2 separate regions of the Homo sapiens genome follow, and region 2 is linked to region 1. The links are chromatin contacts, found by Hi-C or POLR2A ChIA-PET in ENCODE. All regions are on one chromosome and are shown on one strand. The core of a region is the stretch at or near the end of the contact, and the rest is flanking DNA. Distances in the headings are between cores, read along the strand shown. Region 1 holds the start of EXOC7 (exocyst complex component 7). Region 2 overlaps UNC13D (unc-13 homolog D).

Region 1 (4,059 bases), core at 426-2,925:
TCTTAAAATAATCAGCCCAAGATGGCTTCCCTTCCACCCTTTGAAGCCAAATCTCAACTTCTGTTCTCTCTGAAGCATTCCTAAACCGGACTGGAAGTAGTTTCATACAGAGTAGCCTCAAATGCATTGCTGTATCTTCAAAACCCTCTCTAAGGATGAAACTCATTGAATAAGGACTAGAGGCTGGGCGTGATGGTTCATGCCTGTAATACCCAGAATTTGGGAGGCTGAGGCGGGAGGTTAGCTTGAGACTAGGAGTTCAAGACAAGCCTGGACAACACAGTGAGACCCTGTCTACACACACAGACACACACACACACACACACACACACACACACACACACAATTAGCAAGGCGTGGTGGTGTGTGCCTACAGTCCCAGCTGCTAGGAGGCCGAGGCAGGAGGACTGCCTGAGCCCAGGAGTTAGAGACTGCAGTGAGCTACAGTCATGCCACTGCACTCTAGCCTGCACAACACAGCCAGACTCTGCCTCTAAAAAAAAAAATTTAAAAATTAAAATTTTTAGAAAAGGACTAGGACTTTATTATTGTGTGACTAAATGCAAATACAAGTTTGTATTTACTCACTTTGTGCTTTTCCAGTCTCCCCTAGGAATAAAGAAGGAAACTCACTTATTGAGCACCTATTGTATACCAGGCACTGTGCAAGATGCAGTCGCATGCATTAGCGCATATGACCTTCACAGACACACTGGGAGGCTGGCACAGTCTCTGTTTTAGCAGATGAATTCGCTGACACCAGTTACCTATCAGGAGCCGCACATTTAAGCAGAAGGGCAAGGACTAGATCCCAGATCTGCCTGACTTTAGAGCTCTTTCTTTCCCTAAAGTCCTCTGGAGTGAAGGCTGAGTCTTCTCTGCCCTCAGGAATCTCAAAGTGCCAACCTCCTGGGCAGAGAGTCCACTGACAATGACATATGCCCAGTACCTAGCCCAACTGGTCAGACTCACTGAGTGTTTGCAGAAGGAGAGAAGGAAGAATGGCGAGCTTAGACAGAAAGCAGCAAGTCCAGGCCAGTGGGAAGTGCAGCCTCCTCAGTGAGGGTACGGAACATGGGGAGGGGGCTAGGCAGGAGAGATGCCAAACTGTTGCTAGATAAACCCACACACTGCCTCCGTCGCTGCCCATTCCAGAACTCCAGGCCGCAGGAACCGGAACCGCCAGGTCGCAAGGCTCTCCCCCAGGGTCCGGAGGCCTGCCCTCTCCCCCAGCTGCGGGGAGACTCACCATGTTCTTAGTGAGCTGGTCGCTCTTCTCCAGGCTGTCTCGGATGAAGGACAGAGTCTCCTCCTCCTGGGGGCAGGCAAGGGGAGGACATCACCAGAAACCAGAAGCTAAAGGAGACCACTGCGTCCCAACCCCACGGCCTAGCCCCCAACCCCATCTCCTCGCTGGGTGCGCTCCCTCCCACCCCTGCCTCCTCCATGAGTAGACAATCAGGCCCCGCTGTTGGCCCCTTTCCCTCACCTCCTCCCCAGCCTCCCCAGGCCCACGCCCACCTGCTTCAGCTTGTCCTCAATCTCCCGCCGTCGAGCGGATGCCTCCTGTGGGGGAATCATCGCTCTGAACCCCGCGGCTCCCACTCCCCAGTATCTTTCCTCCGCGGGCCCACCGGGCCCCCGTCCCCGTCACACCCACTTCCGCTCTTGGTCCCGCCCCGGGACGCCTGGGCGGAGCCATGTTGGGAATCGCAGGCTGAAGTGCGCCTGCGCGGAGCCCAAGAACGGACCGACGGCCATTTTGAGCGTGGCTGGGAAGAGAAGTGTATTCGGATGCTGCAAGGGACCTCGACGCGGGTTCCTTGCCTCAGCAGAGGTTTTCGATCGGCCTTATGTCCCGCGGCTGGCAGGACACTTAGAGCTCACTTGCTGTTTTCGTTGAAAGACCGACCCTTTTGATAAAGACTGCTGGGGAAGGCGACGAATTCCTTTCCCCAGGTCGCATTCTATGGGCAGGCACCAAGGCCAATTGCGTTTCCCACAAAGCCCCGCACGGAGCAGGTGACACAGTAGATGCCTAACGTGTGTCCATGTAATGAACCAGGGGCTTGTGTACTTGTTTCCGCCTTCCACCCTGCATTACGCAAAAACGTATCCTGTGGGCTGGCGGGGCTGCTCCGGAGCTCCAGGCCCAGACCCAGCGTCCAACTGCAGCTCCAGGGGACGGGGTGGGGGGCGCCCCTGGATCAACTTCCCTGCGGGGCTGGATGTTGTGGTTGCAGACCCAGCTCCTGCAAAACCTCGAGTTACTCCTTCCTCTAACCCGTCCCTGCCCACCCTGCCTCTGGCCCCCAGCCTTGAGAAAGGACAAGGCCGACCAGCTTGGTTCAGTCCTTCTGTGGCCTCAGTGTCCAGACACCCGGAAGATAGACAAGGAGGCATGTGCTGGTAGATGAGAAGGTTTGGGGCGGGCAGGGGGGACACCAAGCTTTTTTTTTCCTTTCTTTTCTTTTGAGAGAGAGTCTCACTCTGTCGCCCAGGCTGGAGTGCAAGTGGCACGATCTTGGCTCATTGCAGTCTCTGCCTCCCGGGTTCAAGTGATTCTCGTGCCTCAGCGTCCCGAGTAGCTGGGATTACAGGCGGCTGCCAACACGCCCGGCTAATTTTTTTGTATTATTAGTAGAGACAGGGTTTCGCCATGTTGCCCAGGCTAGTCTCGAACTCCTGACCTCAAGTGATCCACCCGCCTTGGCCTTCCAAAGTCCTGAGATTACAGGCGTGAGCCCCTGCTCCCGGCCTAAGGAGAGAAGGAGAGAAGGAAGAACCCAAGCTCTAGGGTTCCCAAGCGCTCACTCCACCCATAGTCACCCGAAGAGGAGGAGGAGGAGGAAGTGGGTGCACAGAGCCTGGAGAGGGATGGGCAGCCTTCCCTCAGGCAAGAGGACAATTTCAATCCTGTTGTAGGTGGGGGAGATAAAAGGCTGATTCCTGTGTCAGGAAATACCCAGGATGATTTCGCTGACATGGTCCTTGTGTAGTCCAAAGGGCTAAGTAGGAGAAAGTTTAAACTGTTAGATGTCACAGAATAGAGTAGCGGGGCTAGTTAGCCGCTGTAGAGAGGGTGTTTTGGGCTCAGGTGGACTACCTTTGAGGGCCTGGTCCAGCATTTAACCTGAGTCTCTCTCTCTCTCTCTTTTTTTTTTCTTGAGACGGAGTCTTGCTGTGTTGCCCAGGCTCGAGTGCAATGGCGTGATCTCGCCTCACTGCAACTTCTGCCTCCCGGGTTCAAGCGATTCTCCTGCCTCAGCCTCTCGAGTAGCTGGGATTACAGGCATGGGCCACCACCCTGGCTAATTTTGTATTTTTAGTAGAGATGGGGTTTCTCCATGTTGGTCAGGCTAGTCTTGAACTCCCAACCTCAGTTGATCCGCCCGCCTCGGCCTCCCAAAGTGCTGGGATTACAGGTGTGAGCCACCGTGCTTGGCCTGAGTCTCTAAACAGTTCCTGGCCCATAGTAGATGCTTAATAAAAATACTGATAATAAATATTTTGCTCCGGCCAGGTGTGGTGGCTCATGCCTGTAATCCCAGCACTTTGGGAGGCCGAGGCGGGTGGATCACGAGGTCAGGAGTTCGAGACCAGCCTGGCCAACATAGTGAAACCCCATCTCTACTAAAAATACAAAAATTAGCTGGGTGTGGTGGTGTGCACCTGTAGTCCCAGCTACTCGGGAGGCTGAGGCAGAATTGCTTGAACCCAGGAGGCAAAGGTTGCGGTGAGCCGAGATGGTGCCATTGCACTCCAGCCTGGGCAACAGAGCAAGACTCCATCTCAAGCAAAAAAAAAATTTTGTTTTTTTTTTGCTCCATAGGTCTTGGGAATCCTTTATGTGCGTGAGGAAGCTAATATTTTCAAATCTGTACAATGTCATTGCATTTTTGTCAATCAGCTGTGTGTGCTTTACTGCATTTCCTTCAGTGTCTGAGTCTAATGGGGTTAGATACCATTAGTACAATACCATGTACTGAGAGTCTTCTGTTTGCCTGTCTCTACTACAAACATTGCCCTTGCTAATGCTCCTCTAATCCTTATCATAAA
Region 2 (4,059 bases), core at 1,560-4,059, 280 kb before region 1:
AAGGGTGGAGTGTGGAAGACGTGGGTCCCCCAGAGCAGGCCTGGCCCCCAGCTGTGAGGGCCTCAGGGAGGCCCGAGGGGGAGTGCTGGGGGTCTCAGCTGGCTTAGCTCCTAAGTTTACCAAATGTTAATTTAGTCTTGGGGAGAACAGCAAGGGCTGGAGGCCAGTGCTGCAGGGCCAGCCCCACTCCTGACACCTGGGCCCTTGAAGCTCCTTGAGGGGCAAGGCCCAGGAGTTCCAGCCCTCAGGTTCCTGAGGGTCCACCCTCAGTCCTTCCCCCCGCCGCCCCTCCCCGGACTCCCCACAAGAGCCTCCCTGGCCCCAGGGCCGCCTACCAGGCTGGTACTCATTCTATGACCACCGCCCCCAACCAGCTGCCCCCAGCTCTCCCTGCCCCCTCCCCTCTCTGGCAGCTAGCAGGGCAATTGGCGGGGAGGAGTGCGGACTGAGGACTGAGGACCAAGGGGGCCCAGGCCCTGCCCTCCTACCCGGAGGGGCTCCGTTTGCATTCCTTGGTGCTCTCTGAGTGCAGCTGGTGTCCCGCCCTGTTCTGGGCGGACGCCTGTGTGCGTGTGTGTGTGCCTGTCCAGTGTATATTGTGTCTTAGCTTCCATTTTAAAAATTGTTCTGTACAGAGAGAGATGCAGCAGGGGCGGGAGGGCAGAGTGGGCGGAGGGGAGCAGCCGCACCCCCAGCACCGGGTGTCTGCGGTAGGAACAAGAGGGCTGAGAGGGTCTGGTCCTGGCCCAGGCTCCCCCTTGGGCTCAGCACGAAAGGGCTTTCAATGAATTAAGTGAAAACTTTTTCCTTTTTTACAAAAATGCAAAAATCAACAAAGCTCCAAACCTATTGGAAATAAAATATGAACTTGCAGTGGTAGCTTGTTTACATGGGGGTGAGGGGGAGTGGGTCCCAAAAGAGGGCCTCTGAACTATGAGGTGGGCCAGGAGCCTTGCCTCAGCCATGGAAACGGCTGCTGCCCACACCCCTGAGCTGTGGTAAGGCAGCTGGAGAGGGCTGGAAACTTCCTGGGCCCATCAGGCCCCAAGACAGTTCAAGTGCTCTCCGACCTAGGCCTAGCGGTTGATGACACAGGGACCCTTAGCCTTGGACACAGAGGCCCCCCAGGCCCTAGGACTCTTTAGGGCTGTGTGGTCAGCGGTGACTGGCAATAGGGCCCGTAACTGTTTCTCAGAGGAACAGTGTCTTCCCAACTGGGCATGGTGGCGCATGCCTGTGGTCCCAGCTACTAGGGAGGCTGAGGTGGGAGGATCACTTGAGCCCAGGAGGTCGAGGCGGCAGTGAGCCATGATTGCACAGCTGCCTCCAGCTTGGGTGACAGAGTGAGATCCCATCTCAAAAACAAAAACAGGCCGAGGCGGGCAGATCACTTGAGGTCAGGAGTTCGAGACCAGCCTGGCCAAAATGGTGAAACCCCGTCTCTACTAAAAAAAAAAAAAATACAAAAATTAGCCAGGTGTGGTGGCACATGCCTGTAGTTCCAGCTACTCAGGAGGCTGAGGCAGGAGGATCCTTTGAACCCGGGACGCAGAGGTTGCAGTGAGCTGAGATTGCCCCATTGCACTCCAGCTGGGCGACAGAGTGAGACTCCATCACAAAAACAAAAAACCCAGTGCCTTCCCATTGGGATGATTTGCTGGTAGGACCCAGAGGAAGTCCTGCCTTCTGCCTTCTTCACCCTACCCTGCCCCTGAGGGATGAGGGGCTGAGGCCTAAGAGGTACGTCCTCCCTCCCACCTCCTCAACTAGGCTGTGCGGTGGGGGGTGAGAAAACACCCTGGTGGGATCCTCTTTGCATGGTCTCGGGCCTTGGATGTCATCTCAGCTAACCTCGACTCCTGTCCTCATTTTGTGCAGACTCAGAGGTTCCGACATGGAACCAGGGTCACACAGCTAGGATGACGTGATGACCAGGCCTCAGGTTCTGACACCCCCCAGGCAGGGGAGGGACCCAGCTCCTCTACGCCCTACTGTCTCAAGAGCAGCCCCTCAGCCTCAACCTGCACCCCTGGGAGGCCCCTGCTCACTGTGCTCCCCCGAGGAACGGGTCCCTGTCCTGGGTGTCACCACAGGAACTGGTATGCCTGGTAAAGCAATTTATTCAAAGCCCACGGCCAAAAATCACCCTAGCCCTGCCTCTGCCTCAGTTATTTCCACACCTACCCCCCTGCTTTGTAGCTACCCCAAGGTGGCGGTAGCTCAAAGTCCCCTGAGGGCTGGGGAGGAAGCTACCCGGCCTGGCTCGCATTCCAGGCCCCACTGTAGGCCAAAGGCATATTTTAAGAGGACAATGGATTTGTTTTTATTAATTTTTTTGCTAAGAAAGTTTCTAGGTGGCAGGTGCTGTCCGGGGAGGGGGCGTGCGCAGCAGACACAGCAGCCAAACTGTCCTTTCTGCTTCCGTCTGTCTGTGCCAGCCCTGCCGCCTGCCAGCTCTTGCTCCCTCAGAGCCAGAAGGTTCTTGGCTCCAGGCTTCCTGGCCTGGATGCTGGCAGCCCCTGGGGAGAGGACCCAGGCCCCCTCTAGTAATGGCCACCACCCTCCCCCCAGGGCAGCTGGAGCCTCATCTTTGGCAGGGTCCCCTCTCCCTTTTCCAGGAGACTCTGTGCCTGTAGCCCTGGTCCCAGTGAACCTGGCCCCCACCCCAGTGGCTGGAACAGGAAGGCCAGGAGGCAGATGGGCCAGGGCCAGGAGACAGATGGCCCAATCCCCTGCCCACCACAGCAGCTTTTCTGAGAGGCGGGCAGGGGCAGGGTTTGCTCCCCCTGGTGCTGGGATGTGGTAGAGACATTGCAGCCAGGGCTGGAGGCAGGGAGGCGGGAGTAGAGATGTCGCTGCTGAGCCCCCATCACCATGGGAGGCAGGGGAGGTCTGCACTCTGGGCACTCCGCATGCTGGGGCTCCCCAAGTGTTAGGCCAGGCTGGAGGGCCGCGATGTGGCGGGGAAGCCCCAGACCCTACAGGAAAGCCCTTGCAAGTCCCCACCGGGGACCCAGCCCCACCGCAAACCTCTACGGCTACGGTGCCGGCCGCAAGGCATGCTGGGAGGCCTGCTTGGCCCGGTGCCGCCGCAGCCTCACAAAGACCTGGGCTTCTCGGTCACCCTTCCGGCCCTCCAGCAGCTGCAGGATTGGGTCCCCTGCGGAGAGAGGGGTTTGGGGGTCAGATGCCAGGGGAGAGGGCAGTGCCTGGTGGTGGCAGAGAAGAGTGTGTGGGGGGGTACACAACACTGCTCCATCTCCCCAACAACCTGGAAGGAAACAAGTGACAGACCCGCGCCAGCCCAGCCCAGGAGGTGGTCTGACAGACGCATCCGGTCGGGTCGCGTAACAGACAGAGTGCTGCTGGGACACTGTCCTGACTGCAGCGAGGGGCTGAGATGTGCCTGAGGTTTGACTATTACCTTTTTATACGAGAACCTAAAGCTAGCAAGTTAACCTTTTCATGCCTCGGTTTACTCATCTGTAAAAGAGTGCTAATATCTGCTTCGTTGGCTGGAATGCATAAAGTGCTTAGCACTTGCTCATAATAAGTGCACAAGCATCAGACCGTTGCTGGTATCAAAAATGCTCTGCAGGGAAGCGGCCCCGCCGAGTGAGATCCAGGCCCTTCTCCCCAGTTAAACTTCTTGGTGACTTCCCCATGCAAGGAGAGTCACGTTACACTTAGCTTAAAGTTCACTGGTCTCTTGATTAGACCGAGAGATGGGCCGTGGCTGTCCCACTGGCTCCCGTCTCCAGGGAAGCTGTTCTCCGACCCTGGCATCACCTCTCTGGGGCCCCTGCCTGAGCTTTACAGGCTCCCGTCCCCGCACCACCCTGCCCTGGGCTCAGGCCTACCGTTGGGTGCGGGGTACGTGAGGGGCAGGCGGGTCTGAGGCACCTCACCAGGCTCCTCAGAGCCACTCAGCCCGGGCACCTCACGCAGCGGCAGGAAGGCCTCGCCTTCCAGGTCGTCGGCCCCCAGCGTGTCGTAGTCCAGCACGGTGAGCAGGAGGCATGCCCCAGCCTTGCGGCACGGCTCAGCAGGCACCAGGCT

The links. Hi-C counts contacts between places; a loop is a spot of excess contacts on that map. ChIA-PET counts read pairs that join two places held with the same protein, here RNA polymerase II (POLR2A). Pooled maps may share reads with other maps.
Region 2: a pooled map shows a loop between it and region 1 (2.7-fold over the local background). The contact joins the enhancer-like site here to the promoter of EXOC7 in region 1. A Hi-C loop is called at or near these places in 1 of 50 pooled maps. POLR2A ChIA-PET finds 5 or more read pairs at or near these places in 2 of 52 experiments (WTC11 and activated T-cell).

Annotation. Positions count from the first base shown.
Region 1 is chr17:76,102,112-76,106,170 of GRCh38, forward strand. It overlaps EXOC7 (exocyst complex component 7), which reads right to left and starts at 1,676. Exons shown (of 19, transcript NM_001013839.4): 1 at 1,522-1,676; 2 at 1,250-1,315. The coding sequence starts at 1,581.
Region 2 is chr17:75,824,927-75,828,985 of GRCh38, forward strand. It overlaps UNC13D (unc-13 homolog D), which reads right to left. Exons shown (of 32, transcript NM_199242.3): 31 at 3,861-4,057; 32 at 2,299-3,160. The coding sequence ends at 3,039. It overlaps UNK (unk zinc finger), which reads left to right. Exons shown (of 16, transcript NM_001080419.3): 16 at 1-873. Among named protein-coding and RNA genes, the nearest start is that of UNC13D, 17 kb to the right of the region's middle. Within about 2 kb of position 2,810, at least 31 of the 41 ENCODE cell types and tissues checked have a DNase peak (open chromatin) inside an H3K27ac peak, as active enhancers do.